Regions from separate parts of the Homo sapiens genome. Here region 2 is linked to region 1. Evidence: chromatin loops called from intact Hi-C (ENCODE). Cell type or tissue: body of pancreas. All regions are shown on one strand. Each heading gives the region's core, and the rest is flanking DNA. Links, peaks and the distances in the headings are about the cores only. Region 1 overlaps L2HGDH (L-2-hydroxyglutarate dehydrogenase). Region 2 overlaps SOS2 (SOS Ras/Rho guanine nucleotide exchange factor 2).

Region 1 (5,383 bases), core at 185-5,184:
AAAAAAAAAAACCCCAAAACAAAAAAACCCCCCAAAAAAAACAAAAGGCAGCAAGGATGAGAAGCATTATTATGGAAGTCAAGACCACCCCTGTAAGGGCCAAGGTTATGCTACCTTTTACAGAAAATGAGCCTTGAAGGCAAAACATAGCATCATAGTTGAACTTGAAAGTAAGAAAGAAAAACAGTATGAAAGATATCTCTCTTATACACACACTGCCATGTAATTGATATAGATATCAACTTGATAAATTAAAAAAATACAGCTGGGCACGGTGGTTCACACCTGTAATCCCAGCACTTTGGGAGGCTGAGGTGGGCGGATCACGAGGTCAAGAGATTGAGACCATCCTGGCCAACATGGTGAAACCCCGTCTCTACTAAAAATACAAAAATTAGCTGGGCATGGTGGCGCGCACCTGTAGTCCCAGCTACTTGGGAGGCTGAGGTGGAAGAATCGCTTGAATCCGGGAGCTGGAGGTTGCAGTGAGCCGAGATTATGCCACTGCACTCCAGCCTGGCGACAGAGCCAGACTCCATCTCACCGAAAAAAAAAAAAAAAAGTCAGTCAAAACAGTCAGTCCTCGTTTTTGTGGGTTCTGCATCTGCAGATTCAACCAACTATGGATCAAAATATTTGGAAAAAACAGTAAAAAATAACACAATTTAAAATACAGTATAACAACTATTCACATAGCATTTACATGGTACTATGTAGTATAAGTGATCCAGAGATGACTTAAGGTATATTGGAGGATGTGTGTAGATTATATGCAAATACTGTGCCATTTCGTATACAAGACTTGAACATACGTGGATTTCGGTATCCATGGGAGTCCTGAAACCAATCCCCTGTGGATATTGAGGGATGACTGTATATAAAATATGATTAAGTAATACACATACAAATATCTTAAGTATTTGTAAGTGTTTTGAACACCTACCTTAGTGGAAGATTATAGAGGTTTTGAAAAATAAAAAGCCTATCTTAACAATAGTTATTCTGGAATTCTTAAAAGCCAGGCTATTTTAGAATCCATAAAACATCTGTTTATTGTGAAAGTTGTGTAAAGGGTCAATCTGTAAATCAGTGTAAGTACCTAGTGGAATGTGAATGCTTTACCTTTTATCCACTGAACTTATGTTTTTTTAAAACCTGCTTAAAGGCTTGGACTTCCAAATACATTCTGATCACATTAGTAATTTTTTAGTTGACCACTGTAGGCATTTGCCAATAACTAGTATTAATGTAGTGGACCCAGAATCCCATTTTACTTGTGCTGCTCTTTTTATGCCCTCTCTTTTTAAAAGTGGGCATCATTCACCATCCTTGACAACCATTTTATCCAATCTAAAGCTGCTGCAGGAGAACCACCTGCTGAGCATCACCTGGAGGTTCTCCCTGTTCAAGTATAAGGCTTATGCTCTGACAGAGGGAACTTTATCCACTTATGACCCCCAAGTTAATTTAAGATGCAGGATTTGATTTATCAAGCTTACGTGTTAGTTCCTAGTTGTCTAGGATCTGTTTCTGGTTCCAGATACAGCCAAAGATGTGGTAGCAATTCTAATCAAATTGATGTGCTTTGCTAAGGATTTTGAAATTGAAACTTAGATCACTTTTCGAAGAAAGGGCCTAATCTCTGAAATTTCCCTCTGTCTACAGTTCCTATAAGATCCATATTTGTTGGCTATCAGGTCAGTGTTAAAGGTAATCTTTTAAGCTTCGAATTGCAGATTTATATAAATTATACATGGTTGTTCTAAATTTTTTTTTTGAGACAGAGTCTCGCTCTGTCGCCCAGGCTGGAGTGCAGTGGTGCAATCTTGGCTCACTGCAAGCTCCGCCTCCTGGGTTCACGCCATTCTCCTGCCTCAGCCTCCCGAGTAGCTGGGACTACAGGTGCCCGCCACCACGCCTGGCTAATTTTTTGTATTTTTAGTAGAGATGGGGTTTCACCGTGTTAGTCAGGATGGTCTCAACCTCCTGGCCTCGTGATCTGCCCGCCTTGGCCTCCCAAAGTTCTGGGATTACAGGCGTGAGCCACCACGCCCGGCCCTAATTTTGTAAATGGTTGTATAATCAGGATTTGCCATGGCAAAGATTGTGGTTCCTAAGCCCATTTCTGGACCAATTATTGCCCCAAGGTTTATTTTCTCGGAGTTGTTTACTTCTCAAAGAAAAACTTGTAAAAATTCTTGCACACTAAAGTGTTAAAGCTTTAATGTGTTAACACATTGTCAAGAGTACTACATTGGAATTTTGAAAGGCTGGGTAGTAGAATCATGACTATGCTTAACACAAAGTATAGTCATGCACCGCATAACAACATTTTGGTCAACCACAGACTGCATGTACAGTGGTGATACCAAAGATTATAATACCATATTTTTTCTGTACCTTTTTTATATGTACACATTTTTAGATGCACAGATACTTACCATTGTGTTACAGTTGCCTGCAGTATTCAATATAGTAACCTGCTGTACAGGCTTGTAGCCTAGGAGCAATAAGCTATCCCATATAGCCTAGGTGTACAGTAAGCTATATCATCTAGGTTTGTGTAAGTACATTCTATGCTGTTTGCACAAGGAAATCGCCTACCAATGCATTTCTTAGAACCTAACCCTATGGTTAAGCAACGCATGACTGCAGTCACTTATGTAACCAGCCTGGCTGCCGTGCTATGGAGATAAAGAGCAGATTGGGCAACCAGCTATCCTGCCTGCCAGTAAGCTGTAGTTGATTATACTACTGACCAGTGATGCGTATAACTTTTGAGGTTTTTTTTTTTTTTTTTTAATGCGTCTAACTTTTTTTTTTTTTTTTTGAGACAGGGTCTGGCGCTGTCTCCCAGGCTGGACTGGAGTGCAGTGGCATGACCTCGGCTCATTGCAACCTCCGCCTCCCAGGTTCAAGCGATTCTCCAGCCTTAGCCTCCCGAGTAGTTGGGATTACAGGTGCCTGCCACCACACCCAGCTAATTTTTGTATTTTTAGTAAAGATGGGGTTTTACCATGTTGGCCGGGCTGGTCTTGAACTCCTAACCTCAAGTGATCCACCCACCTTGGCCTCCCAAAGTGCTGGGATTACAGGCATGAGCCATCACACCCAGGCTTGATTAGTATAACTTTTAAGGGTTTTTTTTTTTTAATACATGTGAAACCAAACAGCACAGGGCCCAATACATTGCTCTGTCGCCTTGCTCTGTCACCAGGCTGGAGTGCAGTGGCGTGATCTCCACTCACTGCAACCTCTGCTTCCCAGGTTCAAGTGATTCTTCTGCCTCAGCCTCCCAAATAGCTGGGACTACAGGCACGCGCCACCACGCCCAGCTAATTTTTGTATTTTTAGTAGAGACGGGGTTTCACCATGTTGGCCAGGATGGTCTCGATCTCTTGACCTCGTGATCCGCCCCCCTCGGCCACTCAAAGTGCTGGGATTACAGGTGTGAGCCACTGCGACCGGCCGCCGAATACGTTTTCATGATTACAAATTAATGGTTTAATTGTCCATTGATGAAAATTATGCATGTGAAGTTTGGCGAGGTCTACTGTAAATATGAATTACTTTAAAGATGACTTTCTTTTGAAGCTCATTTGATATAGTCATCGTTGGTGGCGGAATTGTGGGGCTTGCCTCTGCCAGAGCACTCATCCTGCGACATCCATCACTTTCTATTGGTGTTCTGGAAAAGGAGAAAGATTTAGGTATGTATATAATCAATGTTGTTCTTTGGGCTTACTTGGGCATCTGCTCATTTTGTCTGTTGTGAATCTTTCATGCTGAATGTCAGTGTTAGTTTCTTAGTTTGTGTTCTAAAAGCAGAGTGTGGGACAAGGACATGGCTATAGGTTATTTGAGAGGTTAAAGCCGAGTGTGGGACAAGGAGGACGTGTCTATAGGTTATTTATTTGAGAGGTTATCTCAGGAAACAGGAGTGAGGGGGTGAGGAAAGTAAGACAGGGAAGGAGGAAAAGACATGAGAACACATCAAGATTGTGGCTGTGAGCTTGATTCCACCGGAGCCTCTGAGGAGCAATGTAGTATTTCCCAGGATTGTGCTCACTTTATCCATCGGCTCTTCTCTCTATTGGTTGAGGATTGCCGCTAGTGATGTTGAGCACCCCGTGCCCTTCTCTAAAAAAGTTACCAGAGGCCCCAAGGCAGAGTGCAAAGAGCCCTAGGGGGCCCCTGAAGTGGTTTGCTGGTAATGAGAGGTGAGTTTGTGCACCAAAGTTGTAGTTGAAATCAGAGATGGGCTGGAGGGATGTGACATGGATACCAGGGATGTTAGAAGAAGTTACCAGTGATCTGAACAAATTCAGGCAGAATTTTACATGATGTGGTCTCTAATAGCTTCAACTATAAGTTTGTTCTCTTACCTCTTATGTTTTGTATGAATCATGTACTTACTCTTACCCTGTTTCTCTTGTTCTGTAGCTGTTCACCAGACTGGACATAACAGTGGTGTCATACATAGTGGAATTTATTATAAACCTGAGTCTCTGAAAGCCAAATTATGTGTACAAGGTGCAGCCCTCCTCTATGAGTACTGTCAGCAAAAGGGAATTTCCTACAAGCAGTGTGGCAAGGTATGGCATTTTATTAGAGCCTTGACTAATTTCCAACTAGCATTTGCTTAGTGATGTTTAATATTACATTTTTTAAAAATGTATTTTTTTCTTTGTATCTATGTAATTTTTCAAATCTAATCTTAGGGAATAACTAAAAAAAGATGGTGTGACGTTATGTAATTTTCTAAATAAAAGTTTTATTGACATATAATTTATGCACCATACAATTCGCCCTTTTAAAGTGCACAGATCAATTTTTAGTATATTTATAGAGCTGAGCAATCATCACCACTATCTAATTTCAGGCTTTTTCATCACCCCAAAAAGACACCCCATACCCATTAGCAGTCACTTCCCATTTCTACCTCCCCCGATGCCCTAGCAACCACTAGTATACTTTCTGTCTTTGTGGATTTGCCTGTTCTGCACTTTTCATATAAATAGATTCATATACTATGTAGTCTTTTGTGACTGGCTTCTCTCACTTAGCATAATGTTGTCAAAGTTCATCCCTGTTGTAGCATGAATCAGTACTTCATGTCTTTTATGGCTGAACAATATTCCATTGTATGGATATACCACATTTTATTTGTTCATCAGTTGATAGACATATGGATTGTTTCCACCTTTTGGCTATTATGGATAATGCTGCTATGAACATTCATGTATAAGTTTATTTGTGAACATATGTTTTCATTTATATTGGTTATATACCTGGGAGGGGAATTGCTGGATTGTCAGGGTAACTCCATGTTTAACATTTTGAGGAACTGCCAAATTGTTTTCCAAAGCTCTGTGCTATTTTA
Region 2 (5,383 bases), core at 93-5,092, 81 kb after region 1:
GGCTGAGATGGGAGGATTGCTTGAGGCCAGGAGTTCAAGACCAACCTGGCCAACATAGCGAGACCCCATGTCCATAAAAAATTATTTTCTTCTTTTACATAAGAATATATGCTAGTACAAAGTTTTTTCAAATGGATAAAGTATTACACATTCACATTTTAACATGTAGAAGTGAAGCAACAAGATGAAAATAATACCAAGATCTAGATATAAGGACTAGTATTAGCTCTTCTAAGTAAAGTTTTCTGTACTCCAGTTTTCTTCCTCATTAGGTCATTTTGTAAACTCAAACACTATTTCTCTCTCTCTCTCTTTTTTTTTTTTTTTGACAGGGTTTTGCTCTGCTACGCAGGCTGGAGTACAGTGGCATGATCATAGCTCACTGCAGCCTCCAACTCCTGGGCTCAAATGATCCTCCCACTATAGCCTCCTGAGTAGCTGGGACTACAGGCATGTGCCACTACACCCAGCTAATTTTCTTATTTTTTTTGTGGAGACAAGGTCTTGCTATGTCCTCTGGCTGGTCTCAAATTCCTGGACTCAAGTGATCCTCCAGCCTTGGCCTCCCAAAGTTCTGGGATTACAGGAGTGAGCCACCTGCCTGCCAAAAACTACTTCTTACATACAAAGTATATTATAGTTCTTTCTTAACTGACCTATTAGCAGCATTTGACAGTTGATCTCTTCTTTTTTTGAAATCCTTTCTTCATTTGGCTTCCAGAAGAATATCAAGCTTTCAGGGATTTTTTTTCTCTGAATATTCCTTCTAGTTTCCCTTCCCTTGATTCCTCCTCATCTTTCTGTGACCACATCCTTCTGACCTCCCCAGAGCCCATTTATATATATGTGTGTGTGTGTGTGTGTGTGTGTGTGTGTGTGTGTGTGTGTGTGTGTGTATATATATATTTTTTTTTTTTCCTGAGACGGAGTCTTGCTCTGTCACCCAGGCTGGAGTGCAGTGGTGCGATCTTGGCTCACTGCAACCTCTGCCTCCCAGGCTCAACCAGTTCTCCTGTCTCAGCCTCCCGAGTAGCTGGGATTACAGGCGCGCACCACCACGTCTGGTTAATTTTTTTTTTTTTATATTTTTAGTAGAAATGGGGTTTCACCATGTTGGCCAGGCTGGCCTTGAACTCCTGACCTTGTGATCTGCCCGCCTCGGCCCCCCAAGTGTTGGGATTACAGGCGTGAGCCACTGCGCCTGGCCAATTTTTAGACTTCTATTTCTATTAACACATCCTCCTTTGGAGATGCCATCCTGCCTCATTGCTTCACGTATAATCTAAATCTGATAATTACCAAATTTACATTTCTGGCTCAGACCTCTTTCTTAAACATGAATGTTCAACTCTTTTTTTGAGACAGGGTCGCACTCTGTCACCCAGGATGGAGTGCAGTGGCAAGATCACAGCTCACTATAGCCTTAACCTCCTGGGCTCAATGATCCTCCCACCTCACCCCCCTGCCGCCCCCATATAGCTGGGACTACAGGTGTGTGCCACCACACCCAGCTAATTTTTTGTTTGTTTGTTTGTTTTAGATGGAGTCTCGCTTTTTTGCCAGGCTGGGGTGTAGTGGTGCAATCTTGGCTCACTGCAACCTCCACCTCTCAGGTTCAAGTGATTCTCCTGCCTCAGCCTCCCGAGTAGCTGGGACTACAGGCGTGTGCCACCACGCCCAGGTAATTTTTTTGTATTTTTAGTAGAGACGGGGTTTCACCATGTTGGCCAGGATGGTCTCAATCTGTTGACCTCGTCACCTGCCCGCCCCGGCCTCCCAAAGTACTGGGATTACAGGGATGAGCCACCACGCCCAGCCCCAATTTTTAAAAAACTTTTTGTAGAGACAGGGTCTTACTGTGTTGCATAAACTGGTCTCCAACTCCTGGGCCCAAGCATTCCTCCTGCCTCAGCCTCCAAAGTGTTTGAGTTACAGGCATGAAGCACCACACCCGGCCAACTTTTTACTTGATATTTCCACAGAGGCATCTCAACCAACACTGTATCCTTTTCTTCCCCTGCAAACTTGTTTCTTTTGTAGTGGTTAACATATCAATAAATGGCTACTCCATCCTTCCGGTTGCTCAAACTAAAAATCTTAAGTTATTCTTGAATATTGTCTTTTTTTATACCACACATCTAATTTGTCAGCACATCCTTTTAGCTCTACCTCAAACTATATATTTAGTTACCGTTTTATACTTTTTGACTTTTACCACCTGGAACCAAGTCATCATCACCAATCTCCTGGAATATTGAAATATCTTTTCAACTGGTCTCTGATCATCTGCTCTTGTCCTATTTAGTTTCTTTTTCTCCCCAAACACAAAGAGATAAGTGAGATCATTTCACTCCTTTGTTCAAAACCCTCTCAGTGCTTCTCAGAATAAAAGTCAAAAAAGTCCTCCCAAAGGTTTACTAGGCCCTCTGCAGTCTAGGGCTGCCCCACCTCCCGCTTTTACCTCTCTGACCTCTTTAATATTGTCCCTTGTTTGTTCTGCTTCTGCCCCATACTGGCTTTCTTGTTTCTATAACGTAGACATGTTTTAGTCTTAGGACTTTTGTACTTGCTGAATTTTCTACCTGAAACACCCTTCCCTCAGATAATCACGTGGCTGGCCCTTTTACCTCCTTTAGGTCTTTATAGTCAGACATCATTTTCTTGGAGAGATTTTCTCTTACAGCCTATCTAAAACTGCTACATCCTCCTGCTTCCCAGACAGTCCCACATCAGTGTTCACAGTATTTTTTCCCATAAACCTGTATCTCCAATATAAATGATGTATCCAGTTCTCAAGCCAGAAACCTAGTCATCATTCTTCCCCTCTTTCTCATGCCAGGCTAACATGTATTCATCACTGAATCTACTTGATTCTTTCTCCTAAATTAGGAGTTTTCTAACTTTTTTTGCTGTGTATCCCCAAAAGAATTTTGAAAAACTTGCACATTTTTATGCTGACATCTAGAAATTTTCATTTTACATTTAAATAGTTGCAGTAGATGTAATTTCATATGTGTTATAAATACTGATGTTTTAAGGTAAAACAGTTGCATCAGTCTTTTAAATGTGCTGAATGGAATTTAAATACCAAAATAATTTGATATCCACCATCATTTTTTAAAAATACACATGAAAAGTGTGTCTTTAAAAGTTGGAAATTTTACATTGTCCTTTTTTTCTCTGTGAACTTTTTTCATTATATTTCCCCTGCATAATTCTAATATGATATTTTTAGATTTAAGTCTTTAATCGCACTTTTTTATTTATACTCCTTACAACAACAAAAAAGTCTACATATTGAATTTAAAAGGATTTTCCCTACAACCGTAAAGCTTTAAAACCTGTCTTTTGAACTGAATTATTATTATTATTATTATTAAAGTCTCATTCTGTCACCCAGGCTGGAGTACAGTGGCATGATCATGGCTCACTGCAGCTTCAACCTCCCAGGCTCAAGCGATCCTCCCATTTCAGCCTCCTGAGTAGCTAGGACTGCAGGCACATGCCACCACACTTGGCTAATTTTTTAAAAATCTTAAAGATGCTTTCTTTTTATTTTCATGGGCCTGTCCCCTCAGGAGGATGTATTTTTCCACTAGGCTAGAGGATGGAAGAGGCAAGATACTTAAATGAAAATATTTGTAATTATCTCTTTGTTTAGTGTCTAGGATTTATTTATTGCACTTCAGAGCAACATGTATCCTATAGAGAATTTCAAGATAAGTGAGAGATCTGCCTTTCTTAGTAAAATGAGAGGGCAACTGTGAAAACAGGTATAAAAGGAGACCCTGCTTTACTCACTGTGTGCAGGCACCTTGTCAGGCAGATCTTCTTTAGGAAAGAGTACATATGGCTGTTTAGAAAGTGTCCTGACAGACGTGGGTGTTTGGCCTGGGAATTTATTAAACATAAGTGAATGAAACAAATTTAATAGCGATCTTTTCCCAGTTCACAGGGGAAAAAAAGCAATTATTTTTTCAATTTTATTTTTCTTCCATAAATTAGAAAAAAAAATCTTTGTTGTCTGCTGCAATTTACTTGCTAGTGAGTAGTGAAAGATTGTAAAATAAATGAGCGAATGATCATGGAGGTTTTAAAGGGAAAATGGCTTTTAATACTTTTTGGTTTTTTTCTTAGAAACATGTTCCTGTAGTTTGATTTTAAGTTTTAAAGTCATTACTAGCATTGTCCCTGCTGTGATAGAATATGAGTCTTAAAATTTCACGTTCTGCAAAGAACACTGATTTCCAAATGATCTGCCACTGGAACAAATTGGGAACCATTTTTCTAGCCTGTACTGTCTTGGGTTTACAAGCAAATGACCTGCCTTTATGGGAAGGTGCTTCTGGGTCATAGGCCATTCAAAGAAAACTTTGATGACAAAAATTTTTGCTTCAGCTAATCTTTTTTACATATTTGATTATATTATGGTAAGCTCTCACCTAATATTAAGTAGAAATAGCTTCTTGGCCTGTACTTATCTGCATTTTAAATAAACTTACATTGTGAAAGCCTGCTGAAAGTACCTAATTAAGAGCATGGACTCTGAGAATTATTAATGGACAGTGGGAGGAATAGAGAAACGTAAGAGAGGGAATTCCTTCATTTATAATGTTGTATGAGAACCAGGTCTCCAGATACATTTCCAGTGAAATGAAAACAAATTTTATGGAGTTTAAAATTTTTTCCAGTATCCAGATAATTTCAGTGAGGCCAAGAGATCTGTTTGCTGCTGTGAATCTATTTAACAAGTATTTACTGAGTGCTTTCTTTATGCAGGGTCTGTTCTTTTTTTTTTTTTTTTTGAGATGGAGTCTCGCTCTGTCGCCCAGGCTGGAGTGCAGTGGTGCTATCTTGGCTCACTGCAAGCTCTGCCTCCCGGGTTCACGCCATTCTCCTTCCTCAGCCACCCTAGTAGCTGGGACTACAGGCGCCCGCCACCACGCCCAGCTAAGTTTTTTTTTTTGTATTTTTAGTAGAGATGGGGTTTCACCATGTTAGCCAGGATGGTCTCGATCTCCTGACCTCGTGATCTGCCCGCTTCGGCCTCCCAAAGTGCTGGGATTACAGGCGTGAGCCACCGCGCCTGGCCCAATGCAGGGTCTGTTCTTTTAATGACATACTAGATTACCTGTATGCTAAGCATACAGGTGTAGGGAAATAGGAGGAGGAGACCGAAAACAAGAAATGGGAGCTGGTGTGGTAGTGCCCACCTGTAGTCCCAGTCACAAGGGAGGCTGAGGTGGAAGGATCACTTGAGCCCAGGAGTTCGAGGCTTAACAGTGAGTGGTGATCACACCACTGCACTCCAGCCTGGGTGACAGAGCAAGATTCTGTCTCCACACCTCTCCCCTGCCCCCCAAAAAACAAACGAGAAATGGTT

Evidence for each region. A loop is a pair of places that touch in the nucleus more often than their neighbours do. Peaks named below come from ENCODE experiments on the same cell type or tissue, not always from the same donor. Only the 100,000 strongest peaks of a DNase experiment are listed, where the experiment ranks them.
Region 2: it touches region 1 in a loop (5-fold over the local background); 34 of 110 quality-filtered maps call a loop at or near these places.

What each region holds. Positions count from the first base shown.
Region 1 is chr14:50,301,229-50,306,611 of GRCh38, reverse strand. L2HGDH (L-2-hydroxyglutarate dehydrogenase) reads left to right here. Exons shown (of 10, transcript NM_024884.3): 2 at 3,595-3,710; 3 at 4,444-4,595. Among named protein-coding and RNA genes, the nearest start is that of MIR4504, 4.0 kb to the right of the region's middle. In body of pancreas, for the core only: no CTCF peak of the experiment used is centred there; a DNase peak (open chromatin) is centred at 2,691.
Region 2 is chr14:50,219,828-50,225,210 of GRCh38, reverse strand. The region is part of intron 1 of SOS2 (SOS Ras/Rho guanine nucleotide exchange factor 2); the gene reads left to right. Among named protein-coding and RNA genes, the nearest start is that of SOS2, 9.1 kb to the left of the region's middle. In body of pancreas, for the core only: no CTCF peak of the experiment used is centred there; no DNase peak of the experiment used is centred there; H3K27ac peaks cover 729 bases.